Linked DNA regions of Mus musculus: region 2 is linked to region 1. Evidence: chromatin loops called from intact Hi-C (ENCODE). Cell type or tissue: left cerebral cortex. All regions are shown on one strand. Each heading gives the region's core, and the rest is flanking DNA. Links, peaks and the distances in the headings are about the cores only. Region 1 overlaps Fbxl17 (F-box and leucine-rich repeat protein 17). Region 2 has its middle 23 kb from the start of Gm34230.

Region 1 (16,103 bases), core at 4,785-12,784:
CCCCACCTCTCACTACCCCCTCTCCACCAACTCCCCACCTCTCACTATCCTCTCTCCACCAACTCCCCACCTCTCACTACCCCCTCTCCACCAACTCCCCACCTCTCACTATCCTCTCTCCACCAACTCCCCACCTCTCACTACCCCCTCTCCACCAACTCCCCACCTGTCATGTTCATGGTTTCCTGGTTTTGCCAGTATGAATGGTATCAATAGTGAGTTGCATGTTATGCAACTTTCATTTTATTCTCATTATTAAGTTTTAAAATCAGGATTCACTTTAAATATGCAACCTCAGTTAATTTTACATTTTATTTAAAGTGGTAGCCGTTGGTGGTTTTGGAGGGCTGAGTATGTTAGCCTGAAGTGAGAGCAGTGCCTCTGTATGTTCTGTCTCCACTGCAGTGCTGCCCACTCTGAGTTCCCGACTGTCCACAGCCCCCCTCACACCAGCAGCTCCTGTCTGCAAATCCTATGAACCTGAGGCAGAGTGACTCAGCAGTTCCTCTCGGCTCCCACTACTGTTCCCTTTTCCTTTGTCATAGTTTTAAGGCATTAGTAGATGCTGGCTGATGATGTCACACATTGCTGCAGATGTCTCCCCACCCTCCCAAAACAAGGTCTCAGTATGGCTGAGCTGTAACTCTGTGGACGAGGCTGGCCTTGAACTCAAAGAGATCCTCCCGCCTCTGCCTTCCAAGTGCTGGGACTAAAGCCTGCACTACCACTGCCAGGCTGCCAAAGAATTTTATGGTGTACTCTGCTGTGTTTTTTGCCCCATGGTGACTTGTTTTTGTTTGTGGGCAGAAGAATTAATTTTTTCTTGATTTCTTTAGCTTTCGTTGTGCTGATTATGAATTCTTACAACTAACTCCAACAGAACTTATACTCTTTTTTTTTTTAGTGGCCAAACTATTAACAGATTATTGATTATTATTTTTTTTTAAAAAGATTTATTTATTTGGGTTGGAGAAATGGCTCAGCCGTTAAAGGTTAGGGTCACAACCAAAAATATAAGATTTATTTATTCATTTAATTTATGAGTGCACTGTGGCTGTCATCAGACACACCAGAAGAGGGCGTCAGATCTCATTACCAGTGGTTGTGAGCCAACATGTGGTTGCTGGGAATTAAACTCAGGACCACTGGAAGAGCAGTCAGTGCTCTTAACTGCTGAGCCATCTCTTCACCCCTATTATTATTTTTTTAAGTGACATTCTTCTGGGGACTTGGTCCCTCCTGTTTCAACTGAGACTTTTTCTTCCTCTTTTCAGTGCAGTTTCCTCTCTGTCTTCAGTGCTGATGCCTCTCAAGAGTGCTGCCCTTCCCCCACTGGAGTGTAAACTAACAAGGCTGTGGGAATTAAGTCTATAAGTCCAACCAAGTCTTGTTTTTGTTTCCCATGTATCTAGTAGTAAAAACAGATTATTTCTTTTTCATCCCGTGTTTGGGATGGTTTGGGAAGACTTTGGAGAGCTGCTTGCTAGCTGAAGGAGATCCCCGTAAATTAGTCCTGGCAAGAGTTTCAGGTGAGTCTCGCTTCCCCAGGGATGAGATGCTCAGATTTAGGAAAGTCCTGCTTAATGCTGTTCTTTCAGTGAAGAGGCACAGTCAATTGTGAAGGACTCGGTGTCTCGGTGACTTCATTCACTTGGTGGCATTTAGTCTAGTAATGTTGATTTAAATGAAAATATCTAAATTGTAGTGTTTTAAAGCAAGCATAATGACATTCTTACATAAATATGTCTAAGGTACAATCTAAATACGGATTAAATGAGAAAAAAGTCTTTTCTAATTGCCTGTGCCAGAAAAAAAAAAAATCCTAGGGTATGCACATTGGCTTGTGGAGCTTGTAAATGAAAGCTTTCTGTTTCTGACATTGTAGAAAAGTCTTTTTACATAAATAACATCCCATAAATCATTTCAAAATGTCTGAGGTTCTGAGTAATATTTTTTTTTTCTTGAGCAGTCTGCAAATGACATCTTAGTCATTAACTACTTCAGGATAAAAGCATTTTGCTAACATTAAGCTTCACTCAAAATTCTTAACTTGTTTAGATTGGCATGTGCTGTTTACAGTGTTGTATTCGGCTTGTTAGATGTCTTTTTTTTTTTCCTCCTTAGTGAGAAATTTTACTGCTACTTAGCTTGTCAAAGATGATTATAAGTAGGGGGAAAAATCCTGGTGGTAGATGGCTGTGTTTTATTCTAAGCATTATTGATCCGTAAAGACTTACAATATATTATTCTAAGGTTGTCATTGCTAGAAAGGACCTGGGAAGGATTAGGAAGCCACATTGACAGAAGTCATCATTTTAATGACAGGCAATTTAGTTTGAGGTAAGTGAAGCAAGGAGAAACGCAATCAGTCATCACAGCGAGGACTTTCCCAAATGTTTATCAGTCTGTAATGAACGGCATGCTGATCATCAAGGTCATTGCATAGCTTCTCCTGAAAGTTTTTAGATGGTAGAAAGCAAGTTTTAAAAATTACTATGTCATCTCAAATTTGGGACATTTAAAGGATTAAAAGTTAAGAGACCTAGGGAAAATTCATCTGATTGATATAACATTTCATTTCATGCACAGAATTAAGTAGTTCTCCCCACCTGAGATGGCTGCCTCACCATCTGGGACAGGAACACACGTGGAAGATAGTTTTGTACCTGATGTATCAGGTCTCATCGATTTCTTGTGCGTACGTTTGAGTGCAGGACTGAAGTGTTCTGCTTTCCTCTCTGCATAGTGCTCTCTCTCTCGTTCTGTATGTGTAGTGCACGAATCCTTTCCTACCAAGATCCTCCATCTTTCTTGCTTCAGGGATCCCGAGTAGAGAGGAATGCTGAGAGATTGCTGTTAGCCAAGAAAAGGGAGTAAGTATGTGCTGTCTGCAGAGAGCAGCAGAGCAGGGTGCTCCAGGCCCTAGCTGAGTAGGCTTTAGAGCTGCGTTTGAGTTCAAACTTAGACTCTGTTACCTGAATGATGCATATTTATCAGGATGTAAGCTCCTGTCTCTACTTCCATATTTATAAGATGGGAACAATAATATTACAACAACCCATATAGTGGTTGTAAGGATTAATTCCGAAAAATGGGTAGGTAGGGGCTTATTATTTCTTGATACTGATTGGTACTTCAGAAATATTGCTCACCTTAATTCTTCTGGGTGATTGGATTATTTTAGTGATGATAAGGCTGATTGATCGAAGACATTCAGGATTTCTATTTTATTTATTCATTAAATTTTTGGGGAGATTTAATTTGAATGTATGCATGTTTGTCTGAGTATATATCTGTGTATCATGTGCATACAGTAGCTGTGAGGACTTGAAGAGGCCATGGGATACCCTGATACTGGAGTTAATACTTAACTCACCAACATATAGATGCTGGGAGTTGAACCTGGGTCCTCTGGAAAAGCAGCCAATACTCCTAACCACTGAGCCATCTCTCTAGGCTGCAATTACTATTTTATATTTCCAGTGGAAGATTATTTAGAACAACTCATAGAATGTTAAACCAAGATCAAGGCTGCCTAAAAATAAAAGTGAGATTGCAGCATTTAAAAACTGTTGTAATAAGTTAACGTAGCGACATTATCTTAACATATAAAGGAAATTCTGAGGCTGGATGCAAAGGCACAAGGAAAGGCTGAGCTGTCCCTCTGAGTAGGCGGTTTGCTGGAGCCTGGCTCTGGGCACTCTCCTTAGCCGTGGAAGCTCAGTGTAGGCTCAGAAGATGGAAGTCCTTGGAATTGCTTTATGAGTTATATGCATGTTTTAAGTCACTGTTCATGATAAATTATAGGTAGGCGTGTGCAAGTAAATTGCAGTTCGAATTGATAGTTCCTGCTGTAGGCAGCATATATTCTAGTTTGGGGTTTGTGTACATTTGGCCTTATATTCTGGCTTAGTTGGCTTTGTTCATGAAAATCTGAGCAGTTAATCTCTCTGCTCTTCATTTTCTATATTCATATAATTTAGATAGTAATATTATTCATATTTGGGTTTCGGTTTTCTGTGTACTTAATGTTAACTGTTAACCATGTTTTCATTTTCAGAATCCGTGGAGATAATGTAATACATAGATACATTACACATACCCTCACACGCACACACTTCAATGTAAGCATTTATTGACATGAAGTTTTTTCAGTTAGGTTACTGGGTTACTGCCTTATAATAAGAGTAGGCTTCTGTGAGACGAAGTCAGAAGGATTTGATTCCATTCTAAGGATATTCAGATTCTGTTAATGCGTAAGGATGTCATTTGTTACAAAGCTATGGATAACATTAAATTTCCACATTTAGTAGCAATGTAGTGGCCCATTTAGTTCTCACCATATAAAGTCCATACTGGTGCAGAGACCGAAGCAGAGAGGCTGACCACGCTCCAGTGCACGCATCCCGCCCCCATGAGTATATTGACAGCACAAATTAGAGTCAGGACAGAGAGAGGCGGTGGGGAGGGAGAGGAACATTAGGATCGGATGTAAGAGTTGGATATTGATATGATCAAAGTATATTTTATGCATATATAGAATTCTCAAAAACTAAAATATTGTTAAAAGGTTATTATAGTGTATGGAACTTGTGTTAAGTAAATGTGTATGATTTTCCCCTATGGATCCAACCTTCACTCAGTTTAGTTCTCATGGGTACTTGAATTACTATTCCAACTCTCCTAGGTGAATAACTCTTAAGAGACAGTGCTAAATTTGTTTTCTCTAGAAAAGATATTGTAAGATAACTTAATTCATATAATAAGTTCTGAGGTCCTTTAATGAAGACTCTGTAAAGCTGTCACAGCATGTAATAACTGGTATTAGTGTCTTTGTGTAGTATGTGTATGTTTTTAAGATTCATTTTATTCTAACCTACCATCTGTTCAGGGCTGGAGTTCTTGCCCCTGCTCCTGCTTTTTTTTTTTAACCAGACACTAAAGATGTCTATTCAGCATCGTTCTGACTGAACGGTTTATCCGGGAAGGATAAACTAGACTAGAAGGATAAACTAGATGCACACTAGACTGAAGGATCAGTCTAGTGTGCATCTCAGAGCCATACACACGTGTTTGTGCAGCCTAACTTCCTGCTGCTTCTCTGACATCAGCGAACAGCTATGTCTCAGTTGCCGATTTGCCTGCAAATCTTACTTTCTGACGAAAAGTGCTTGGAAATAAGAATGGGAAGTGTTAGGTGAAGGTAAAAGTAAAAACTGCAATATCCAAATTTATAAAGAATCTTAACACTGGATATCAAGAAAACAACCTAAGTAAAAAAGTGAAGTCCAGATCTAAGCAGAGAATTCTCGAAGGAGGAAACTCAAGTGGCTGATAAAACTTAAAGAAAAATTCAGTATCCTTAATCAAGGGAACGGAAATGAAAACTACCTTCAGATTTCATCTTCTACTCACCAGCGTGCCCAAGAATAAACTTAAGTGGCAGATTTGCTGACTAGGAAGGATGTGGGGCCCTGAGGATGCTCAGCCACTGCTTGTGGGAGTGCAAACTTGTACAGCCACCATGGGAACCAGGGTGCAAACTCCTCAGGAAGGTGGGGACTGACCTACGAGTAGATGCAGCTGTACTACTCTTGGGTGTAAACACAAAGGACACTTTATCCTACCACAGAGACACTTGCTTAATCATGTTCAATGCTGCTTTAGTCATAATAGCCAGATATTGGAAATAACCTACATATCTCTCAACAGAAAATAGATAAAGAAAATGGAGTAGTAATCAGAAGTTAAAAAAATCTGGGCTGTTGGTGGCAAGGCCTCTGTTGCTGATGACAAGACCCATACAACTCACTGAACGTAAAGAAGTTGAGCTGGTAGCCAGGCAGCAGTGGCACACGCCTTTAATTCCAGCACTTGGGAGGCAGAGGCAGGCAGATTTCTGAGTTTGAGGCCAGCCTGGTCTATGGAGTGAGTTCCAGGACAGCCAGGGCTACACACAGAGAAACCCTGTCTCGAAAAACAAAAACAAAAACAAAACAAAAAAAAAGAAGTTGAGCTGGTGCTTCCATAGAGCCTTTGCCCGCTATGGGCTAGTGTTCTTGGTACAGGAAGGTACTTCGAGAGCTACCAAAGGAGAAATGTAAACACCAGCCCAGATACAGTGGTGTCCTGCTTGCAAGAAATGCTAGGGCAATGGTGGTACAAAGCGTGTGGGAGTGACTGACCAATATCTAATTTGAGTTAAGGTCCACTCCATCTTAAAATACATGTCTCAAGCGTTAACAATTTGTAAAATTAAGAATGTACAGTTACGTAATTTTTTAATCTTTATATAACTAAGAAGTTGAATATTTTGTGGGTATATATATATATTCACACACATATATACACACACGTATATACATACACATCATACCATACATACCAGACACATCACACACATAGATGTGTGTACGCATGTACACGCAGGCATACACACACAAACACACACCCGCACATACATAGAGTTCTTTATTTTTAGTCCAGTAGTAAAAACCTGGTCTGTTTTACAAATATGTTCCAGAACATGCTTGTGAGATACCACCTTTACTCTCTTTATGTTCCAGAACATGCTTGTGAGATACCGCCTTTACTCTCTTTAGAGAGTTCCATGGATAGTGTTTTACAAGTGTCACATTTTCTGTTGTAGAGAAATACTTGGAAATTTAGATTTGTTTCTGTAATTTAGAAACAATGAAATACCAGTAAGGTAAACATTCCCGAGCATAGTTCTCAGACCCAAGCTAACTGTAAGGCTGCATTTGCCAGGCCACTCCGCTGAGCTTATAGTCTGACCCATCCTGCAAAACCAATTTATTTGCATGCATACACTTTCTGGAGTTGCTTTGAATACCTATATATGAGCACTTGTAAATATTAAGGTAATAAGCAATATAAAGATTTATAAAGCCTTACTTTTTAAAAAATTAAAATTTCATTCTTTTAAAACAGGGAAGGTGGTTCTTAACTACCAAATAGATCTTTAATAATATAAGTCATTTCCCTAATTACCCACTACTGGAACATCATGATTGTAGTATGTTAGTTTTTATAATTTTTTTACTAATGTGTAAATGTTAAATATATTTAATAGTTAAGAGAATATTTTGAATAATTTTTATGAGAACCTTAAATAGTTACAGCTTACCCTGTAGAATAAATATTAAATCTTAATAATCATTAGTAAAATTATTTCTCATTATTCTAAATTTAAAATTAGTAGTACAATCTCTGCAGGTTAGTTACTGTTTTTTAATTAAAGGGCTGTTTTTTTTTTTTAATTTATTTATTTAATGTATATGAGTACACGGTCTCTATCTTCATGCACACCAGAAGAGGGCGTCAGATCTCATTACAGATGGTTGTGAGCCACCATGTGGTTGCTGGGAATTGAACTCAGTTGGTGCTTTTAACCGCTGAGCCATCTCTCCAGCCCTAAAGGGCTGTTTTTGAGTCTTGAAAAGACTTTGTGTATTTTAGAACTTTACTGCAGCTTGATCACATTGTAAGATTCAGATGTGTGAACGATTTGGGGAGCATGCCGAGTGATAGCATGTGTGAGTGGTGCTTCCCAAATCTGTATTTTCAATTTTTAATTGCTTCAGTTATGATCAGTACTGGTCTGAAAGTAGTAGATATGCACTTCTGGAAATAAGCAAGCTTTAAATTGCTTGCTGCTGTGGATACTCACATGCAGTCATGTTCAATCCCTGGCCCTTTCTCATGTAACTTGAGTGAGGCCTTTTCCAGCACATTGTACTTTACAGTGTGGCGGCTCTCTTGGGGCCACATCAGGGATCCGAAGAGATGAGTGTTATCAGGCAGCATAGATGCTATCACATAGAATCATTCTATTTTCTGTAACACGGGAATATCCGTGGTTAACAACAGTTAATTGAGAGTATTACAGAATATCTAGTTTCCGGCATTTTAAATGTTACCAACAGAGAGAAATAATGAACACTTATTCATTAGTGGTTGTGTCTGTCAAATTGGCATAACCATGACTAGCATTGTGTACTACAAATAAGTAAAGTTAGTGTATGTCAAAGAAAACTAAGAGGTTATAGAGTACTTAAGAAAATAAAGCAAGTCTTAGAAAGGCAGGACCTCAGCTCTCATCCACTGAGACGTCTCTTATCAAGGTGAGCTTATTAGCATGTTAAATTCTTTGTTTGCTTTTTTGAGACAGGGTTTCTTTGTGTAGCTCTGGCTGTCCTGGAACTTGCTCTAGACCAAGCTGTCCTTGAACTCACAGTGATTCCATCTGCCTCTGCTTGCTGAGTGCTGGGACTATCAGTGTGCACCACTTCCACCCAGCTTATATCAAAACTTTTTTTTTTTTTTTTTTTGGTTTTTCAAGACAGGGTTTCTCTGTATAGCCTTGGCTGTCCTGGAACTCACTTTGTAGACCAGGAACATTGTTCCAAAGCTTCCCCTCTGAAAGCTCTAAGGGATTTAATCCCCTTAATTTAACCATAGCTGGTAGTATCCTCCTCAGCCTCCTTTGTCCCATTGTTCTTTTCATGCTGTGCTAGGAGCTTTGTCTTCCTGTAGCTCTGGAGATTTAGAGTTTATACTGGTGTTCCCTGCCTTCCCCAACCCCAGGACACTTACTGTGTGGCTGTTCACATATCTTCTGATCTTGACTTCTGTTTTTTATATTTTTATATGTGATCCTTTCCTTTTGCCTTTCAGGAAAAATCCCCAATCTGATTCTTGAAGACAATAAGTAGCTATGTTTATTTTAGTTATCTGTTATTTTAGACAATCATTTCTGTTGCTTTCGACATATTTTAAAGGCTTAGTACCTGTGCAACACAGTCTGCAGTAGGCAGCCATGAGAACCCACAGTTCTCAGCTGTGAGAAGTACAAGAACATGCTAGGAACCAACTGGTAGGTTACTAGCTGGGAATTCAGTGTCTCAGAAACAAATTTGTCCCTGTCCTGGCCATTGCTTGGTGCCATCTAGTGGTCATTTAGCCTCTGGCTTTAATTTCCATGAACAAAATTTAGTTTTCTTTGATGGCCTTCTTGAGATCAGCAGTACTTTTAAGACACTGAGTAAAGTCATTTCTTGTTTTGTGAGGTAGATTGGAGTAGTTATCTGGGTGAAATGTAGTCACAGAAGACTACATTTTTTCTGTAAAGGTGACATTCCCTGGCATGGCTTATTGTCTTCTGCCCTTTTCACATTTCTGCCAGAAGGGGATGCCAGTGTTACATGTTTAGGTTTTAAAATGTGTTTGATGGGTGGATGTTTTTCATAGTTGATTTCTAGATCAATTCTGATCCCCATGGTGTAGCTACTCTATAGGGCAATGTGAGTTGGAGGGATGGGAGGCCGGCCTGTGATCACTGTGTGTTCATGTGTGGACCACTGTCTGCTGCTTTTCTACACAGGCGCTCACCTCCACACCATTAGATGCCTGAAGTAGGCTCATACTAATGTTGGACCCTTTCTGGAGACGCTCAGTGGTGTTGTGATGATGGTCCACTCGCTGTTTATCCTCAGGAGATGCAAGGACAGAAACCTTCCTCAAAACACATTCTGCACAAAGGAGAGCCCAACACCCAGACCCAGACATATATCATTTTTTTAACCTGTTAATTTTTTGCTTTTTCTTTCCTTAATTGTGCCTTTATATTTATGGTTTTGTCTTTTCTTTTCTTTTCTTTTCTTTTCTTTTCTTTTCTTTTCTTTTCTTTTCCTTTCCTTTCCTTTCCTTTCCTTTCCTTTCCTTTCCTTTCCTTTCCTTTTCTGTATTGAATTGGAGATCTTGTACAGAGAAAGAAGCACATTCTGAATCTCTGATCTAAAATGTGATATTGAATATTAGGAATTTAAATAGACTTGCTTTATACACGATGTTCTCTTGGGTCAGTTTTCTTACGTGCTTGGAAAGCTGTATTTACATTTTTTTTTCTCCTCAAATTGAAATTCTGTGGATATCTGAATAGCCAGTAGCAGCAGAAATCTGTCAGGTTGCAGGGTGTATGTGAATGCTTTCCTTATGAGCTCTAACTGCTTGGAAATATGTGGGTTCTGAATATTACCTATCATATTTTTATTTTATTTAGTTTTTTTATTGTTTAGTGTAATTTTAATTTATAGCAGTAGAATTTCTTTGAAATTCAGTGTCCTATTATTTCAGCAATGTATCCTGGTCAGACTTTGTTGGCTTTCCTACCAACTATATAGGCTTCTAGTATGTTTTACAGAAGACAGGTTTGGGAGTTTGAATAAAAATGGCTCCCCTATACTCTCCTGCACCCTTCCCCCCAGCCCATAAGGAGTGAGACTATTAGGAGGTATGGCCTTATTACGCGTGGCCTTGTTGGGGAAAGTGTGTCACTGGGGATGACTCAGATGCTCAAGCCACACCCAGGGTGGCATTCTCTTCCTGCAGCCTGTGGATCCAGATGCAAAACTCTCAGCTACCTTCCCAGTATACATTCTAATATATTCAACTGATCATCATAGGCATTATTAGAATTCTTAGGTTGAATCTTGGCTTTGCCAAGTGGTACCTGTGGGCATAGATTAATGCCTCAGTTGCCCATTGGTGAGCTAAATGTATTCCTGACAGGACCTGACTAATTCCCTATTAAATAGTAAGTCTTCAGTTAATGATAGTGATTATTATCAGTTAATGATAGTGATTATTATCAGTTAATGATAGTGATTATTATCATCTAAACTTTCTGTTTTTAGGAAACTTTATGATCTGAATGTTTCTAACATCTGACTTCTAAGTACCATCTCAAAATTTCTATAAGCATATATTTTTCACAACCTACTTTAATAAGGGTTCAACCTCCCCTCTAGCCCACCATCCACCAGAGGTAGTGGAAAAGAAAGGTTATTAGGATGGGGAGAGCAGAAGTGGACCTGTTTAGAAATAGTTCTTTGGGGAGATTCCAATGTTCATTGTTTTCAGTTCAGTCCACTGGTAAACACCAACCATGAATCAGCAGCTGCAGTCCAGTCCACTAGGCAGGCACCATGCATTAATCAGCAAGGGCAGTTCAATCCAGAAGAAACAGTGAGGCTCGCCAACTGGCTTGAGTCCTCGACAGAATCGGCAATAAGCCACAGGATGAGAAGTTTCTCTCTATAGCGTCACTACAGACAAAACTCAACCATGCAATGGAAGGCGAACCAATACATGCGTGTAGTCAGTGAAGATCAGCAAAGCGGAGCAAAGCAAACCAGTGCTCCAGCTCCCAGTGTCTGTGGGTCATATTTAAATTCGTTCAAAACAGCACGTGTCCTTTCCTGTGTCCTGCTTTAGCAAAACATCCTTTCACCTGTGTCTGCTTTAGGGAAACATTTTTTTACATGCCTGCTTTAGCAATACATCCTTTCACTGTGTGTCCCAGGAAAACATTTGACATAACTGACTTCCCAAAGAATCCAGAAGTTTGCCCTTCTGATTCCCTCTGTGTTACTCAGGAACTTGCAGGCCTTCCATCATTCTGCACCCTCTCTTGGTGGGCGTGTGCCTAGATAAGGTTTCTATGTAAGCCTTACTATTCTAACGTTGTTCTCTGAGAGAGGTCAGAAATCCACCTGTGATATTTCCAGCACTTCCTGTTTATAGCTAAGGAAACTGGAGGTGGCATGCTGAGGTCTGTTATCACACATCATGCCCTTTGCCCCTTCACTGTATCTCATTAGCATCGCTTGTCAGCATGCTCTCTGTTTCCTTTCTGGAGATGGAGTCTTAAGTGTGTGACCCTTTTATTACAGCTGTCTGATGCCAGGATTTCAGGTGCTCTGTGTCTCTCTGTTAGCTTTTACATTTTTTCACCTTACCTCATCAGTGGAATGTCCTGTAACATTGTGATATATGGAATGGATATAGAACCTCAGGCAGCCTCCTGTTGAGTAAAACACAGGTTGGTAAATGAAACATTGTTAGAACAGTTTCAACATTCTTTTTTTTTTTTTCTTAAAATGTCAAGGGGTCACAGCAGAAGTCATGAGATCTTATGTAGTAAAGATGACATTGGTGTAGAATTCCTCTTACACACCTAGAAAACTAAGCTAGGAAAACACAAAGGAACAAAACCTGATCCCAGACACATATTCACTCAGGTAAACCAAAGCTGTGGTGAGAAGAGCCCATGATGTGGCTGAGCTCGGAACTGTTTATATGGTTGTAATTATATAATAAGAGCTCAACCTAAATTACCACAGAATAAGTTGGATCCAGACAGAGCCCAAGTCTCACTGTTATACATGGAATATGACTCAAACTTTATATTAAAAACTGTCAGTATAGGCATTTGAAAGTATGGAAGCATATTCTAGAAAGATCTGATGGAACTAAAAATGTTTTCCTCTGGGAAGGGAGGTAAATGGTGGGAGGCTGGGGAGAGACTAGTCCTCTGTATTTAAACAAGCCTTCTGGAGTTACTTGATGATTAAACCATGTGGACACATAATCTTAATAAAATGAAAGATAAAATAAAGAAAAACCAAACTTGCCTAATGATAAATATTTTGACTTTAACTCAAACTATTGCTTTGCTCAAATGTCAATATAAGCACCAGTTTTCTTGAGAAGGCATCATATTTAATTAATTTGCCTAATATTAAATGAATGTGAGCTAGATGGAGCAGGGGCTGCAAATGTCAATGAGACAATAGTCCGTGCTTGCAGGAAAGTCATAGTCCTGTCAGGAGGTGAGATGTGCACATGGCCCGCGTGGAGTTGTAGCACAGCACCTGCAGAAGAGCAGGCTTTCCTGAAGCCCCGACTCTGGCCTTCACTCAGCTCCTAAGTCCAACGATGGAGCCTTTGATTCCTTGGTCTCATTTGGGTGTTAATTTCTATCATTGTTGCTCTTGACTGTTTTCTCTGGGCCTGCTTGGCTCAGATACTTGTAAGTTAAAGATATTCAGCAGATAGGAAGAGAACTCTTTCATCAGTGGTTCTGCGTCGAACTCTAGTTTTCTTCTTTTTCATGTCAGAACAAATGTTTTCTTCACATGCTGACACTTTAAGTACCTGTAGTGGGGTAGGGACAGAGGTCCTGCAGAGTCATGTGTCACATGATACTAGAAACCAAACTCCACTCAGCTCATCTCCCCTAGACTTGGACTTTGAGCCACAGACTCTTACACCTGGATGGGTTAGAATCTAGGAGGATAATTTTATATTTGAAAATGGTTTCTCTGAGTGTAACATGTTGGGCCACACAGAAGAATAGCTTAGAAGCCAGTATTTCAAGCTTTCCTTAGTATCTCTGCATGCTTGTCAGGACCATGGAGTTTTGCTGGCCACTTCTCATAGTTCCTCACTAATCGCCATGGGCGCTCTGGGTCTTAGTGAAAGTGGGATACTTTTAATCTTCCAGTATCAGATTTTGGAGTATTTCATACTTTAGATTTTCGCATGAGGGCTGTTTAAGCAGTCCCCAAATCAAAGGCACTCTGAAGCTGAAAGCCCCAGTGCTAAGGAGTTTACAGAAAGGACAGTCAGCCATTACTGTTTCCTGTTTCTCACTAATAGCTGTGTAGAAACTTTAAAATCTGTTTGTAGTGATATCTGTTTAAAAGCTCCATTTCCTAAGTGATTTGTCTAAGGTTGTTTAGCTCGAAACAGACTGCAGAAGTGTCATTTATAAAACCCTTGGAAGGATTTACATTCTTTGGAGTTTTAAGATTGGGGTTTGCAGTCAGAGCAAAGCAGTGCAGTGTGTGGAGCTAAGACTCCGAGTGGGATGGACTAATGTGTCTGTAGAGTTATCTGCTGCTCTTACACTCTGGGAGCTGCAATACAGCAAGCATAGAGCCAAGGCAGGCTTTCCATGGACACAGGCCTGAGGAATTCTAGGAGTGAGCTTTAACTCTTAACAAAATTCTTTTAAATTCCCACAACCAGTAAAACCTTTTTCTACTAAGTAAAAATGAAGTTACTGTATTATTGTGAAAGTACCTGAATTTTTTCTTTTTTATGAATTTATTTTTGAATCTACGAACATGTAGCAATTAATGAAGAAACATAAAAACAATGTTTTGATTTTATAATCAAGGTTTTGTGGAATACACCTTTTTTCCCCTTTTTAAAAAATTAGGTATTTTCCTCATTTACATTTCCAATGCTATCCCAAAAGTCACCCATACCCTCCCCCAATCCCCCTACCCACCCACTTCTTGGCCCTGGCGTTCCCCTGTACTGGGGCATATAAAGTTTGCGTGTCCAATGGGCCTCTCTTTCCACTGATGGCTGACTAGGCCATCTTTTGATACATATGCAGCTAGAGTCAAGAGCTCCGGGGTACTGGTTAGTTCATAATGTTGTTCCCCCTATAGGGTTGCAGATCCCTTTAGCTCCTTGGTTACTTTCTCTAGCTCCTCCATTGGGGGCCCTGTGATCCATCCAATAGCTGACTGTGAGCATCCATGCGATTGGATTGGAGCAGACACTGTGTTCCACTAGCCAGAGGTCTTAAGATCCCGTGGCATGTCTTGTGGGTAGCTGGCGGTTATCAGCTGACTCCGCGTCTTAGCTACTCTGGTGCTAGCCAGACCGGAAGGGACTTGTGCCCCTGATCCGGAATACAACTTTTAAAGGATCATATGACCAAACAAGTGAGGAACTTTAAAATCTGTTTATATTCCTTGTATAAATTAAAATATGCTGCATGTTAAATAATTTCTTGGTCACTTTTATTGTTAGAATAAATATGTTTTTCTATGATTATTTTTTATCTTAACGTATTCCAGGAATTGAGAAAAACATTTCATTATATCAAAAGATAAACCATAGCTATGCATTATTATATATTTCAATTTCTTTTTAAAGACTTACTTATTTTATGTATATGAGTACACTGTAGCTGTCTTCAGACACACCAGAAGAGGGCACCAGATACCACTACAGATGGTTGTGAGCCATCATGTGGTTGCTGGGAATTGAACTCAGGACCTCTGGAACAGCAGTCAGTGCTCTTAACTTCTGAGTCATCTCTCCAGCCCTATATTTCAAATTTTTAAACATTAATTGAATAATCTCTTTGATGAAGATAATGCTGATTTCCTTGTAGTTGTTTAAGTCATCTGAACGTCATTGAAGCCATGTTATTTAATATATAGACATGTAAAGCAATAAATGTATACATTACATAGTTTTATATGGCTATGTTTGTGACACAGTAGCCTGTGGATGTGGCTACAGGAGGAGGATGCAAAGACTGACTCTGAGGTAGTTTCCTGGAGAGCCTCATGCTGTGCTAAGGGCAGCACTGCTGGAGGAAGCAGAAACTGGCACTGCCCTTTGCCTTGCTCCCCCTTGGTCATTATTATATCTCCCACCTTTAGAGGGGAAATGTATTGTTTTTGAAATTATGGCTTACTGGAAATCATTCTGTATCACTTTGAAAATGTAACATGGCTTTGGAGGACAACTAAATAGGAGTCTCTTGTTCTTTAGCAGGACAGAGTTGAAGGGGAATAATGCACTCCTGATTTCATTTTTGTCACAACTCCGTTTGAACCTCGGGACTGAGTAATCTATGCAGTGTGTCCTGAGGATCAGGTTAGATTCTTACCAGACCAGCAAACGGTCTTGGGAGACTAAAGGAGCGCAGAGGTGGTGTTGTAGACTTCAGCGAATATGAAAGTATGGGTGGTGATCTAGGATTTAGTTAGGGCCTGAAAGTGAAATGACTTTGTTAGTAAAGACACTTGCTATGGAAGCCCAGTGGCCTGAGTTCAGTCCCTGGAAACCAAGGAAAGGTTGAAGGAGATACTTAATTTAAACACGTTCCCAGTGTGCACAGTGTGGCATGCCTGCCCGTACACATCCGTATACACACAGTAACAGTAAATATAAAAATTTAAAGTAGTAGATTTATCAAGTTTGGATCATTTGGAGACAATCTTCAGAGGACAGTTTGTTTATTTGTTTGTTTGTTTTGTACATAAATACCAGAACTTCAATTTCAGAACACTTGCAGATGCACAAGATGGGAATTAAAACAAACAAACAAACAAACAAACAAACAAACAAACAGGAGAAGGCGACCCTTCCTCTAACTGTCAGAAGCAGATTTTAGAGGAACATCCAGGACAGCTTGGAAATGCTGCTTT
Region 2 (16,103 bases), core at 3,119-11,118, 410 kb after region 1:
GTTTGCCCAACTGTACCCACGCTTAGCCTACGATTTCCTGGTAAACTCATTTGCTCTTGCAATTCCCAGAACAGAGAGTTCTAGCTTTCCTGGAATATTTCATGTTTTGAAATATTCTTGCGCATGCCTAAGGATGGAGCAGCTTAATAAGAGATTGTTTTTTGAATAAACAGAAATTGGGAAATATAATTGATATTTCTTATCCTAAGTTTCTGATTGAAAGAGAGAGGAACGTGAGGGGGGCGGAAAAGACACTTTGAGGATGAAATGTTGTTTGCTTGTCCAACACAATTCAGAGGACCCCGAATGTGTTACTCAATTGTTAATCCTTTTTCCCCTGTTACTAATACCTTTAGCTACAGCCTTTGACTTTCCCTACCCTACAGAGTCTCCACAAGGATAGATGAGGAAGATGAAGGAACAAATGTCTCCTTCCAACGGCATAGTGCATTAGCAGGGCTATATAACACTTGTATTCTAGCAGGCTAGCCTTTTATTTAGACGTCTCCCTGCCTTGCCTGGTTTTAATCACAAGGATGTCTGCTTCTCCTCATCCAAAATTTCAGACTTGAGGCATCATAGAGCCCTAGAGCCAGAGGAACCACGCAAGCTGCTTCGATTAACTCCCCTATTTCTGGATGCAGGAACAGAGAGATACAGGGTTGATGCTCTTTGTCTGAGTGCAGCATAAAGCATCTCACCCTTGAGTGGGAAGGTCAAGAAAAATATTCAGCAAATGCAGATTGGAGAATGGTCTCTTTTTTATAGGGGTCGAAGTCAATGGTAAGTGGAACCTGTCAGTTTGGTACCAAAACTAATGGATTCTTTCCCTGGAATGTGACTTCTCAGCCCCTGTGGAGGTTTAGAGGACAGACTAGGAGGCTTGGGAGAAGAACAGGATTTGGGGCAGTCCAACCAGCACTGGAACTCATGGTGTGACAGATAATCGTTACCAGATGATTCTTATAACAAAAATGAATAACATCCAAAAGTTCTTGTCAAAAGCACACTTATTTATGGACTAAGGCAAAACAATGAATAGCTTCTTATCTTGTGGAGTACTCCTAACCTACATTTTAAATCTATGTAGGATGCTATGATGTGTAGTGTTGGATGGCCCTGTTGGAGAGAGGCCTTTGTTCTGGAGGCGACAACCCCTAACTGTCAGTCATTGACTCCCTAGAAATAATGCTAAAGCTGGACAAGGTTGCTTTCCTGGAAATGGGCGACGGCTGATTCGTTTTATCCCCAGCTACGCTTTATCTGTCCTGAGACCATGCCTTTATACCCTTCCTCCTCAGAGACTGCTTCCTGGGAACTCTGCCTGTTAAGACGGAAATCCAGAAAGGGCATTTTCATCTGCTTACAAGAGTAGAGGGTGGGAAGCTCACGGAAGACCCTTGTTTTTTTGGCACTCGACACATTTCATTTTTTAATTATCACTCTGCTCCCCAGAGTCAGAATCTACCAGAATAGCCCAAACAAGTTCCCCAAATTATATGCCCAGGCTACCCCCCTAGAGTGCCAGGCTACCCCCCTGGAGATACTACCCCAGATCATCAAGTCTAGGGAGGGAGCCAGTGAGTTTTGACCACTCTCTGGTAGATTTGGAAGCATGGCCTGTATAGAATCCTGGAAAAGAAAAATAGCTATTCTTTCTTGAGTCATTATTTTAATTCTTATACCCGAGACAATGCCTGAAATATATATGCTAACAACCAAAACTGTTGAATTAAGGAGTCAGTTTTCTATGGACACAGGAATAGTTCACAATAAGGCCCTACAACGCTGGCCCCTTTGCTTTAGACACTAGCATCGCTGGGGCGATTTTAAATGCACACTCAAGAAAACAAAATCAATTGTCTTAGCAATATCTTAATTATCACTCCTTTGGCAATTTTTTTTTAGCCTCTTAAAATTCCTCTCAGTTGAAGGCAACGAAAATAAAACCACCCGAACCTGCACACTAATGGCCTCTCCTAATAATTTCCCCACCAACGTCTAGCACACACCCTTCCCTGCCATCCTGCACTTCAGAGTCCTATGCGCAGGGTAGATGATGGATGTGCATATGTGTCTCTGGTTGTAATGAACACATCCATTATAAAAGCAATAGTAACTGCAATGGGAATTATGTGCTTGGTGAAGACATCTCTAGTGCCTTGTAAACACCTCAGCCTTCTGGCAGCTCCCCTCTGGGCCTATTTACTGCCTCTACTATGCAAGGTAGCTACTGTCTAATTATACACAACTGGCCTGGTTAATCCTGCACCATAATAATTAAAAACAATTCATATTTTTTTCTTTTACTTTCTTTATTAACTTTAAACTTTTAAAAGCTCCAGAGGTCCCTATAGAATCAAGAGCTTATTAAAATATCAAAACGGGTGAGCCTTTTTAAGTGCATATTATTACATTTGTTTTTGTTAACATGACAAGGCCCCAAAGACGCTCCACAGAGCTGCGCAGATCAAAACAAAGGCGTTGTAAGAGAATCTGGATGGCCTGTGCAATGTCACCCAGGGCTGTAGAGAAAACAGTTGGCTCCAAGGAGCGTCCCTCAGCAGCAGTTCAGATGGGAAGAGCAATGGCAAGGGAGAGAGAAGGCAGCTGGGCATTTATTCAACCTTGACTGCTTGCAGCCTGTGGCCTCCCAGCTATCCCCCAGGGAGGTTCAACTGGGCTCTGGGGCTTGGAGTTACCTTGGTTACATTGCCTGTGGCGCCTGGTGTCAGCTGCAGCCTGTAAGACACTATAGGGAGAGGGTGGAGAAGGAAAGAAGAGGAGGCATCCTTCCAGACCCCCAGGCTTCTGAAAGACTGAGAAAACTAAGTGAAGGAAGAGACCCTTGGCTTGTGGGAAAATAAAAGTTGTAACTCTCACTGACGAAAAGCCGCGTGTGTATTCCGAAGACGGTAGATGTGACGAACATCTCCATGCTTCCTTCCCCAGACCACAGATGACACAGCGGGAGAGAGCAGGCCCTGGTCCCTGTGTCCCTGGCTGCCCTGCCGTAAGCCTCCCCATGCTCTTTGAAATTGGTTTCTTGCTTCATTACCTCGCCTTCTAAATGTGGGAGGTGGCGAGTTGAAGCTGAGCGAGTTGAAGCTGAGCTGTGTGCACCTGGTTTGTATGAGCTAGCAACTTCCCTGTCTCGTGTCCTGAAGGCCTCCTCAGGTCAGCCCAGGTAACACTTGTCCTTAAGTGCCAAAGTGAGTTTTTATTTTTATTTTTTTTTGTTCCCCATATGAAAAAGGGAATCCACACATTCTGTGAAGTATCATAGCAATAAACTCATGGTTGAAAAAACTGGAGAAAGTAGATTCCCTCGCTTACCCGTTCTGACTAATGAGCAGTAAGTAATTTTAATTGGTCTCAAGAAGCCAAGGAAGAGTGCGAATCCACATAGGCCTCACAGAGGCAATTACTACGCGGAGCAAAGAGCTCCATATTGAGGACTTCTGGGGTCAAGCGTGAGGCTAGGTGTTTTACAAATATGTAATCTCCTCATTGAGCTGGGGAGTTCTCTGTTACTCTAATTCAAGTCCCTGGCACAGAGACTGCATTTAGTACATACTTCTTAGACGGATTAACTCATTTATAATCCCATAGTAACATCATGTGGGCATTAATATTCCCGTTTAGCAGATACAGAAAGCAGAGAGTGGAAACTTATCCAAGTCCTCCGCTCAAGCCTCTTCCCCTTAGCTGTGAGGGGACTGCACTGCCCTGAGCCCCATTTGACTCGCCCCCACCCCCTCTCTAGTTGTTCCTTTCCCCACCTCTTCTTTTCAGAGCACCTATCTCTCTGACTTTATTACCTTGCTGCCTCCACGAACCCCATAGCATTAAATATTGGCTTCCTTCCCATTCACATTCCAGCGCAGACATCTCCCTCCTGGTCCAAAATTTGTACATCCAACATCTCTCACATCCCTTTGGAGTTCTATTGGAGATTACAGACTCACTATGTTGAAAATTAAATCTTTGATATTCCATTATCAAATATCCCTCCTCACGTGCTGTGCTCTCCAAAATAACAACTTCCTCTTTCCCATCACACAAGGCTCAAGACCATGACATCTGTCCATCACCCCTGTCTAAGTTAGGGTTTTACTGCTGTGAACAGACACCATGACCAAGGCAACTCTTATAAGGACAATATTTAATTGGGGCTGGTGTGCAGGTTCAGAAATTCAGTCCAGTATCATTAAGGTGGGAACATGCCAGCATCCAGGCAGGCATGGTGCAGGAGGAGCTGAGTGAGAGTTCTACATCTTCATCTGAAGGCTGCTAGCAGAATACTGGCTTCCAGGCAGCTAGGATAAGGACCTTATAGCCCATGCCCATGGTGACACACCTACTCCAACAGGGCCACACCTTCAAATAGTGCCACTCCGTGGGCCAAGCATATACTAAGCATCACAGTTTCTCATGAACACTGTCTGTCTTCCATCTGACTTTGGATCTCTTGCCAGCCTTGTAGTGTTGGGCACTCTTGTGTCCAGGTTGGAACCCCTGTGATCTGTTTGCCTGGATTACACCAGTGGTTAAATAGTCTGGGTACCTCCATTCCGGGCACACAAACAATACCTGGATGAATTCTAACACTCCTCTCTCTCTCTCTCTCTCTCTCTCTCTCTCTCTCATTTCACAGGGATTGCCCCATTTCATTCAAAGACAAATACTGAGGCAGCCTAGTGGTCCAACACAACCTCCCACCCTTCCTTATCCGTCAGAACCACCGTAAGCCCCACATTTGCTGTTCTTCCTTTGCAAATCTGCGAGGCTCACGTCTCATAAACCAGAGTTTCCCCATGATGCCTCTAAAGGAGTTTTACATTGCCATTGAAATAAAGACAGAAATTGAAAGTGTGAGGGCAGAAGAGATGCCTAGTTAGAGTGGTTAAGAGCACTGTTTGCACTTAGGTTTGGTTCCTAGCACTCATTTGGTAGCTCACAACTGCCTGCCACTCTAGGTTTAGGGGATCTGACACTCTCTCTGGCCTCTGTGGTAGCAGACACACATGTGGTACATAGACATGCAAGAACCAAAACGAGAAAGTGATTTTTTGAAAAAAAAAATATATATGGAAATTTGATAGCAACTTGTTCCCAACAGCGAGACGTGTCATCTCTTGATCAGATATAGGACAGACAGGCCAGGTGCTGCCACATACACAATGGAACTGTGAGCCAGTCAACAGTAGACTGGAACAATTAAAAATTGACTCCTTAACCAAGAGAGCACATAGGTGTTGGGGAGATTGCTTAACTGACATCCAGGACATGGAGGTTAATGCTCCCCTTGTCCTCTTCAGTAGGCCTGATAACTGTGTGGTGCTGTAACTCTATAGTACTTCTTTATTTTTGTATCCAAAGCGCTTACTCTTTTCCCTCTAGTTGTGTGTGATCCACTTCGTTAGCTTGAAGAGGAGAAGGGACAGGTAGAGCTACAGAGGCAAAGAACACAGCTGCTGATCCTGACAGCTGCTGCCTCTGTTTCTGAAACTGGGAATTAGCGGAATTGAAGAGATTGGGTGGAATTAGCAAGCTGTTGGACAGGCCCTCTGGGAATCAGCTCCTGTGGAGCTCCTACAGATGGGGCTCTGGGGATGGGGCCTCTTGAAGACCTCATGGGAGAGCACTTGTCCTGGATCAGCTGGAGCTTGCAGTCTCTGTCCCTTGAGCTCAGGGCGCTCAGTTTTCCCAGCTTCATTCAGTTGTAGAATCATTTCTGACCTCCTCCCACAGTAGACATTTTCCTTCTTTTCGATCACCTGTGGGAAAGTAGTTATCTTGATCAAGGAAGCATGAAGGGCTCTGACATTTTAATTATCGTCTGTCTTCTTGAACAACAAGAATAAGAAGAAAAACAAATCCCCTAAGAGCTACCTGCTGGAGGGTTTTGCCAAGTATCGCTTTTACCCCCACCTCTCCATGTAGAGTTAAGCAGGTCTGGGAGTTACAGGGGGAAAGAAGGCTACAGAAATGTACAGCTGTATGAGGCCAGACAACAGAGAGAATGGGGATTAGTTGCGAGGGGATTAATGGCTGGGGAAGGTCTGTCTGTATGTGTGTGGATTTCAGACAAGTCATACAACTTCCTTTTCCTGCTTTCTTCCAATCTGAAAAGAGGATGAGTACAGACCTTACCAGTTTGAGGACTTACTGTGTACACAAAATATGCAAATGGCCCTGAGTCTAGACTACCTATCTCATAAGCTCTCAGACACTAGGCAGTGGTAATAGGTGCCTTGTTGAGTTATGTTTTTCTGTGAATTTTACCAAGTTCCTACCCACTTTCCTGTCCTTTCCTCTCTGTCTCGGGCGTGTTAGGCAGGGATAATGCCTTTCCCAAGATGCCCACAAATTCACACCTGAAACCCATGAATACATTGTGCACCATGGCAAGGAATTCTGTTTGTATCTGGCTAATCAGATGACTTCCTGTGGATCAATTCAGGAAGGGCCAATCTAGTGCAAGATTTTTAAAGACAATTAGAAGACAGGATCCGAGTTCTGCATGGTGACTGGCTTTGAGGGTAGAGAGAAAGGGCCACAAGTCAGGCCATATGAGCAGCCTCCAGACAGGGGAAAGGCCAGGAAATGTTTTACTCTGGAAGCCTAGAAAGGAGGACCCTGTCAACAGCTTCATGGTAGCTCTGTGAAGTCTGTTTAGACGTCTGACCTCCAGAACTAACTGTAAACGAATACATTTATTCTAAGTGTTGGAGGCCATCTGCCTCAGCTGCAACAAGAAATGAAAAGATACCCTGCCTGATGCTGGTAAGTCTGTATGAATGCAAGGGTCTCACACATACCCCACTGGGTACATGTGTTCTCAGATCTCAGGGAGACTACAAACAATATGAGGCTCAACCAGGACTTGCTATCTAACAGGGGACCATAAGTAGACACGTGTGAAATTTATGATTCAAGTGAGTTGAAAGCTACGGAAAGCCAAGCATTGAACCTCATGCCTGTAACCCAGCGCTTAGGGGCAAGTAGAAACATGTGTGGTGAGTTAAAGCCAGCCTGGGCTCCATAGTGAGATTTTTTTTTTTTAACTCAAACAAAAACTCACAAATCTTCACTCACTCCAAAAGCTGGTGGGAAGAGGCCTGGCATTCGTTGTGGGTGTGAACTTGAGGGGTTTGTTGAGAACCTGACGATTCCTAACTTTGAAATTCATATGAAAAGAGTTGTGTGTGCTTTGCGATCTACCTATATAAGAATGCAGCCAATGGGACTTTGTGCCATTATGGTTGATGGGCAGGTAATAGAGTCAGGACATGCCCTGACTCTATTGCTTCTCAGCTAATAGCCCTTAAGATACATCACTCCACCCTATTCAGCTACAAACAATAAAAGACACCAAGAGGAATTTTATAAAGATTGAGACACGGCTTATGAATTTGGTAGTCGGGAACTTCATAGGCTGTTTGGGACCCAGAAAAGCAATATTTTCCATCTAATGTATTTTACAAAAATGGGTATCCTGTGCCCAACTTTATAGCCTAAGGGTTAATGTGAGCACCCTCTGGCTTGTCCGGAGGCCACAGGTAAAGCCCCGGATGATTTTTGAGGAGTCTGTTAATTAGAAGCAAATAACTTCCCTTGTACAGCTCTACATTTTGGTAAAACAAACAAACAAATAAACAAACAAACAGAACATGACACCTTCTAGAAAACACTCTATGGTTAGAAACCATTTGCTCAGGATTACAGGCTAAGCAATTCCTAGCTGTGGTGGGGGAGACAGGGCTTGTGTGGTTATGGCTAGAAGGAACTTCACAAGCAGTGAGACTTGGAATTGTATTTGGTGCCCATAAAATCTCAAGGAGTGTAGGTCTATGTCAGGGAACTATACCCTTAGCATTGGTCTTGACAAGTACAGATAAGATCCCTCCGCCTAGACACCATGACAGTTTCTAAGTGACACCATGATGTCATTTCTATGTCTGTTTCTTGACTGATCTGAGAAGAACTTCATGAAGCCCTGTTGGCCAGTGGTCACTCTGGGAGCATCACTGTAGTCCAAATCTACTCCAGAAGGCTGTCAGAAGTAGCAAAGGAATTGGAAACTGAGGCTGGCAGACTCTAGAGCAGTGGTTCCTAACCTTCCCAATGCTGCAACAGTTTAACACACTTCCCCTTGTTGTGGTGACCCTCATCTCTAAAATTAGACCGTTGCTACATCGTAACTATAATTTTGCTACTGCGGTTCTTTTCATTCGGGATTTCCTTTTTAATTTGTCATAGGGTCTCATGTATTCCAGGCTAACCTCAAATTCACTAGGTGGGTGAGGATGACCTTGAACTTTGGACCTTCCTGTCTCCATTTGCCTAGTGCTGGGATAATGGCTGTGCAGCAATATTCCAAGCTGATGCAATGCCAGAGATGAGGCCTGGGCTTTGGGCTTTGTGGGTGTTAGGAACCATTTAACCAGCCCAGCTGCTCCTCAGCTCTGGTTCGTATCTCGTCTCTCTCTCTCTCTCTCTCTCTCTCTCTCTCTCTCTCCCTCCCTCCCTCCCTCCCTCCCTCCCTCCCTCTAGCCTCTTTCCACGTCTTTGGAAGATATGCTTATCACAATATTCTTTCCGGGCCTGTCAAAGAGTACTTGTCATCCTATTAATTTATACATCCCTTTGTGTATCGAGCATATGAAGAGAGTGTTCTATTACAACCTGGAGAGCACAATAATACAGAAGCAAGCAGGATCCTCTGGGACTAAGAGCACCAGACTCATCGCAAAAGAAACAGGGAAGGTTTCAAGGCAACGGAGAGACCACAGACAGTTCTGCCAGCTGAACGGCACTGAGATACTTCCTGTCATTTCAGCTGCTTAAACCACTTCATCTGTCCCTGCCCAACGTAGTGGCTTGGGTCATCTTAAATCCTAGAGATGTCAAGATGCTGAGTGAGACATGCAAGATGTAAGAAACCCTGGGGACTGAGAGGATAGACCATGACCAATGCTCTCTCAAGAATCTGGGCTATTCCCTTCCATCCAAATGTTTCCACATGGGACCACATGAGCTGCAATACCAGCTGGGCTCACTGGGTAGGGAGAGCAGAGCTTCTGATTTCTTTCTTTCTTTTTTTATTTTTTAAGGAAAGCCTCCTGAGTTTTAAATGCAAGTCCCTTACTCACCTCTGAAAAGTAATTGTTGAGGAGCTTAATTAACTCCTGGGCAGCAGCTGGTGAACGCTCTCTCAACTTTCCTAAGGATCTGTTCAGACTAATGCTCCGCAGCATCCAGCTGGGGTCTCAGACCTGGTCACTGTGCCCCATGACTCCAGCACTGACTCTCCTGATACCTTTTGGGCAGAGTAATGGGCTCTAGACTGAGTCCTGCAGGACAGACTTTTACTGTAGGAGTTTGGAAAGGTAAACGGATTTCAAAGGCAATAGAGCACAGAAGTTCCACTGCTCCTTAGCACTCTGTGCTTCCTACTTGACTACGGTAAATCAGAAAGCTTTGTGATGCCGGCCGACGCATGGCTAGTACGTTACACTTCACTTTAATGGCTTGACTTCTAAGAGCAAGACCACATTAGGAGAATTCTTTAGTAAGTGACACTTGTGTCCTAAAACGTTGTACCCTTATCAAACTTAGTGCTGTCACTAAGATAAAATGACTCGACTTAGCACCTCTCCTTAGATTTGTTTTTAAGCTAAATTTTAGGAGAAAGAAACGTTACTCTAAAATGTATCCTGCTTTTAGCAGATGTGTATGCCCATGCATACACCACACACACACACACACACACACACACACGCACAGTCATACATGCACTCATACACACACACTCACACAATCATATGTACATTCACACACACACTCATACACATATACTCATACACACTCACACACACACACACTCACACACACACACAATCGTGAGCTTACAAGTTTGCACTTTGACCCGAAGAAGCAAGTGACAGTGTTTGCCTGATATTCTCTTCTTCATCTATTACTTTGAATTTCTTTGAGATCCAAGCAAAAAATACTTCGCATATCTTAAACAAATCCCCCAAATGCTTCATGATATAGTACATTTCACATTGTTTGTGAATACAAATAAAAATCTTTAGAAGGGGAGTGTGAAAACTTTTGCATAAAGAGGTTACATAAAGATTTCTATCCCTACGAACACGTGATAGTCTCTTTATGGAAATATCCGTCAGGACCCACAGAAGACTTACAGAAAATAAAGAGTTGCTTTAAATTCTGGTCTATTTATTTTTCTTAGCTCAGTCATTTTTCTGCCGAGAATGCTACTGAAATAAAAGATGAAAATAGGCCGTCTAACTCTATAAGAATTAATAAGGGGCCAGGATGCTCTTCTTCATGGATTGCATTCTCGTTTCTAGAATGTTCACAGGTGACTGCATCCACTGCTGTGTAACATGCTCTTGTGCGGAGCTTAACTTCCTGAAGACTCTCCCTTGGCAAATGTATTCTGACTGGACTGAAGTTCTCTCCTCCTGTGATGGCTTTGAACAAGTTATCTCTTGCACGAAAATGTGCAATTTATATTGAAAGGAAAGGGAAATTACACGTGTAAGCCACGTTTACCTCTCTCTCCTTCTGAAAGACGCTTCAACATTGGAAGTAACGAGAATAAGCAAAAACACAGTTAAGGCAGAAAACTGAATAAACTTGCAAGAATAACGCCTGCGATTGGTTTCCTTCTCTACAGATGAAAAGGTCTTCCATGTGGTAGAAAAAGGGCTCTCTAAGCCCTTTCCCTCCCTGCTCAGTCCACTCCTGATTCCTATAGCTCAGTGTATTGGATCCTCTCTGAGGGCAAAGGGCATCTCTCTTCCCTGTTTCCTCAGTTCCTCAACTGGGACACAGGTTCAATCCCTTGATTCCCAAAGAGGCTACTTGTTTCTGATTTATAACCTACTAACTTTGCTGCATGCTTGGTTTATGTCTAGTCACAGTGTTCTCAGCTCTTGTCCTCCATTTCAGGCCATTCTAGGGAATAAATCAGAGCCATCAGTCATTTCTACCATTTCTATCAAGAGGTAGAATGCGTATGTTACTCCTTTTAGATGCACGTATTCATTTATGGTATGAATTAAACACGGTAACGAAAACATAAAAGATAAGACATCAAATACGGCTAGAGTAAACTCAGATGTAACAAGAACATTTTAGTCACTTTTCCCATTTAATCTCGGCTGGAACCCTGACATCTTCCCTGGTTGGAAGAGCCTGGACTGGCTAGCTATAAGCTATAAGCTATAGCTATAAGCATGATGTCTCTGATTTGTATGTAGCCAGCCCTATAGAAGTTCTCCGCAACTCCCATACCTCTCCAAAGGAATACTTCTCTGAAATACACAATGTATGTAGCATATGTGCTTCAAAAGTGCAGAATGAGACAATAGTAAAAGAGGCCTGGAGGTCAAGGAGCTATCACAGGATTCACACATTTTGTTTCTTGCCTTTATAAGAGGTGGGTTGCCATGGTGATGAGAGACAAGGCTATTTTTTTTTTTAAGGCTTTTGTGAATGCCCTCCCCCCTCCGACTCCAGCCTGGACTGCCAGGATGTTGACTGGTTCTCATCATGTGTTGAAGGATGGTCGGCGAACCATCTTTGTCTTATCACCTCTGCTGCCGCTACTATCTGGAGACCTTAAGTGGAACAGTGCTCCCAGAAACTTAGCCTTTTCTTTTTTGCATTGCAAACCTTATTTCTAGCTCTGGAAAGGACGAGGTTAGAACTGCAAGCCACCACCAGTGTGGGGAGGCTTTGGTGGTAAAGACCAAATCGGAAATGCTATTCCTGATTTCGCACTCCTAAGTGGCTAATGCAGATGCTGTGCTCTCTTCCTCTGGATCCATCATACCAAGAGCAGAGGAGGCCAAGGGAGTCTTTCCTGGTCTTTCCCTAATGAGAGCAGCAGTCCTGGGTTATCTCTAGTCTCTAAGCACGATTGGTTGAGGACTACCAATTCAATAGGAGAAAAAGACAGCTTTGTCTTCCACTGACACCTCATTGGCAATTACCTGGCATTCCAGAGCCTAGGAAACTCTCGGCAAACGTGTTTTTTAACTAGAGGAATTTGGTTCATGGAGCTCCTGGTTCTGGCTGAGGGTAAGAATGAAAAGTGACTTTGCTTCAAAGTCACTCAGTCACTCAGTCTGTGAAGGAAATTCTCAGTTCTGCTTTTTTTCACTGGCTATTCCCACCATCTTGAATTCTCTTCCCAAGGAATTCACATGATCGCCGCTGCCTTGAATGATGAGATTCACCCTAACCTATTTTACCTCGTCCTTCACTCTCCTGTCGCCTTTACACCAGCACACTTTTTCTTAGAATCAGGATGCAACCCTCCCAGAAAAATACATAGTTGATTTATTATACCCATTGTTTGTCAATCTCCAAAGATACTGGACTACTGGCTTGATGAGGGTAAATACCATCTGATTTGCATATTGATCAGACTCCAGTGTAGCAATGGGGTTTCCCACTCATGCCCCAGTTCCCAAACAACAACTCAGAGGTTTATTTTTATTAACAATGCTCATAGCCTTATGCTAAGCTTGTTCCCCAAAAAGCTAATCACTCATTTAACCCACTTTAACTATTCTATGTCCATCACAAGGCTAGTTACCTCTCCTTGGTTTCATGAGTCTGACTTCCTCGGAGTCCAGGGTGAATCTTCCCACCTCTGAATCTACCTCCCAGAGTCCCTATCTCTCTCCGGGAACTTCCACCTCTCACTTCCTGCCTTTTGCTAATAGGAATCTGGTTTTTATTGTCAAAGAATGCTTCCTCACAGTAGACAAGGGATGCTCTTGCACTCCAGCACAGGGAGTACTGTGCACAGGAATATAGTCCCAAACTCAGCACTTGAATGCTGGGTGGATGGATATATGGGATCATGCACAAAAGCCCTATGCTTCAACAGGCAATATTGCTCTGATCAACAGAGCTACACATATACCCAGGCCTTGCGGTGTATCTGAATTCAGTCAGGAGATGCAGTATCTGTTTTACATCCTGCATGATCTCAGGTTTAGCCTTCGTGACAGTTGCAAGGGCACCCAGAATGAATCTGGAAACGGCTGGTCTGATGGAGGAGCAGAGCCCTGCACAGTCATTGCCTTCCTGAAATCTGGTTTAGAGTGACATCTCCTTGGCCAAAGTCCCATCTCCGCAGCCCTGACTAATGTTCCGTTAAGACCTTGAGGTAGCAAAACCATTTCTCGCAGGAGTTTGCATTGAGCCCTGGCAGAAAGACAGGCAATTCATCCCTGTGCTCTGGCAATTGCCTCAACATCTGTTCCTCCATGTCTTCCTCTTACCACACACATGCCAATTAATTTTAACTCCATTAGAGCTTGCTTCCTCCCACAGCATCTACCACCCAAGCTCCCTTGGTTCCCTGTGATCTTTCCTCTTCCCCACTCACGGCAGTGGGAAGGTTCTCAAGAACTAGAAGTATCAGAGCAGTCTTGTTTTCATCTCAGCCACTACCCCACTTTTTAAACGAAAACTGCACGCGAGAAGACAGTTCATAGTTTAGGATGAACACAGAGCTTGAAAACAGAAGTTGCTTACTGTAGCAAAGAGTCTCCTCTACCACCACTACTCAATGTAGCCTGGCCTAGAGAAAGCCTAGGATGGACGACTATGTACGGAAGGACCTGAAAGCCAGCGAGAGGCCCGAAATCTATCGAATGCAGTTTACAGAGAGCTGCCACCACCGGAGAACTGTAGAGTTTTGTGTGTTGCCTCAACAGATGAAGCCTGAGTGGACAACACCCAGCTCTGGGGTGCCTGAGTTTAGAAGGAAACCATACTGAATTATGTTAGTGGCCCCTGAGAAATGAGGCCAAGTTCTTCCTGGCTGGCATGGATTGGGCCTTTCAGTTGGGTTGGCCTTGTTCTCCCTACAATTTTTGCCACACTTATTTCTCCTTCTCAGCCTTTGTTCCCTTTATACTTCTGCATTCAAACCCACTTGTCTCCATCTTAAAGAGAAACACTAACCCTTCCTTTTTTATGGGCCCTCCTATGTACCCTAATCTAATGTCTTGATAGCCTTGAATCCCTGAACACATAGCTTAGCAGTCCATTGCTTTGTGCTTTTTCATTCATATTGACTCTTTTGCCTATGACCATATTGAACTATATTGTCTAAAGAACAATGCTGATACAGCAGTGTTATAATAGTGAGGACCCGGGGAAGTGCACTGAGTCTAAGCTTATACAGAATTGGGTGGCAGTAAGAAACTGTGTGTGGCTACAATGTGGAGGAAAAAAAAAAAAAACAAAAAAAAACCAATACCCACTCTGGAGGTGTGTCCCTTGAGGAGTCTTGCAGATGATCCATATTAGATGGTATATAGATAAGATAACATCAGAATTTCTATTTCTATTTACTCCTAATTTTCATCCCCGAGATTTATACAGAAAGCATACAATTTACTAGACACACACTACGCAGGTACATGTGTGCATATTTCATAATCTAGCAATTGTGTTGGAAAGGCATAATAAAAAGATGTTAGATGAGTACACAGTCAAAAAGGCTTCATTATTATTATGAGAACAGAAATCTGAGAAGAAAAACTTGATTTTATCCATATACCTGAATTATAAAAGTAACAATTTGACTTTTAGATGAAACTGTCCAATAAATGTATCCTAGATTGTAAACCTAACCATTATCATTTCTTGTTATGATCAATTTTATTGCTTTTGAAGAATATTCCCATTTGAAAGGGTTTTAATACTGAGTTTCCGAAACACAGATGACATGTGAGTTGATGTTTAGTTGATATATAGTGGAGATGGGGCTACAGGTTGTGAGCATCAGACTCTGGACAACCAACCGTGCTGGAGCTGGTTAAATCCCTCAAGTCCTGAAATGCTAAGTGTACCTTCTTGAATGTGAGGATGGTATGAAGAGATAGAACTGAGTTCCTCCTATGAAACAGGACCAAGGGATGGGTCCCAGCTTTATCTAGTGGGGCTGTAGAACATTACAGAGATAGCCTGCAGGTCCGGCTCACACAAACCCTTCAGATTCCAAAGAAACAACTGACCCTACTTGCTCTCAGATAACTTCTAAGTCCTTGAAATATTCTGCTGATTGCAAATGCTCTTGTCTACCTAGAGCTGGTTCAGGCTCTATGAGATATTCCTGAGGGGGACTGGGTATTGCTGAGAAAAATAATCTACAGTTTCCACAGGGAGATGGTAAATTAAAACTCCTGGTCCCCCCCCACAACACTCCCTACAGCTCTTCCTGTTATTGATTATAATGTATTTCTTGTCTCTATAATAAACTAGTACCTAAGGTAAAAACAGATTTTTTTTTTCTATTCTGAGAGTCCTCAGTAAATTATGGAGCTGGAAGGTGGTATTGGGGAGACTCCACAGAGCAGTAATGAGTATGGTCGGTGATGTCACATGATCTTGCTGCACAGAATTTGCAGCCCAGAGATCTGTGTGTTGCCTGACTGGACAGATGGGAACAACTGAGTCAAACAGCTGAGGCAAAGCTGTCTGGTTCTAAGACAAACACGGGCCTCACACTCACTGGCTGCGTGACTCTCCAAATAACTTCACAGTTCTGTGTCTTTAAGTGCTTCCTTTATGAATCCAAGATGATAACATAGTTAACTCCTCTGCAAAGCAGACATGGTGAAAAATAGCCTCAGAAGGCTGCTGCAATTGTGAGACTCTGATAATGTAGTACTTGTAAAGACTGTTAGAGGGGCACTCAGTGTATGGTAACCCTCAGCAATCATTACTTAATATAATTGTCCTGCTGGAAGCGGTACTTAAGACTCAGATTGCTATGAACTTCAAGACACAGACACTGGGTATATAGCTGAGTGTGCACACACATGTGTGTACGTACGAATGCATATCAGTTATTAAAAAACCATGCTTCTGTTATTCCACCACACAGACGTCTATTTCACATATTATTGGTCCTGTATGACTCTGTTAAACCAGAGAAAGATCTCTCCTGTTAGATACAGTTTCCATAGCGAAGGGCTGCCATCTTTGTCATAGGCCAAAGCTGATGCTGCTGGAAGGAGAGACCCTCAGATTCAATA

The links. A loop is a pair of places that touch in the nucleus more often than their neighbours do. Peaks named below come from ENCODE experiments on the same cell type or tissue, not always from the same donor. Only the 100,000 strongest peaks of a DNase experiment are listed, where the experiment ranks them.
Region 2: it touches region 1 in a loop (1.9-fold over the local background); 2 of 42 quality-filtered maps call a loop at or near these places.

The regions. Positions count from the first base shown.
Region 1 is chr17:63,407,270-63,423,372 of GRCm38, reverse strand. The region is part of intron 4 of Fbxl17 (F-box and leucine-rich repeat protein 17); the gene reads left to right. Among named protein-coding and RNA genes, the nearest start is that of Fbxl17, 85 kb to the left of the region's middle. In left cerebral cortex, for the core only: a CTCF peak has its summit at 8,999 (motif pointing left); a DNase peak (open chromatin) is centred at 9,005.
Region 2 is chr17:62,995,001-63,011,103 of GRCm38, reverse strand. No RefSeq gene overlaps it. Among named protein-coding and RNA genes, the nearest start is that of Gm34230, 23 kb to the left of the region's middle. In left cerebral cortex, for the core only: no CTCF peak of the experiment used is centred there; a DNase peak (open chromatin) is centred at 7,069.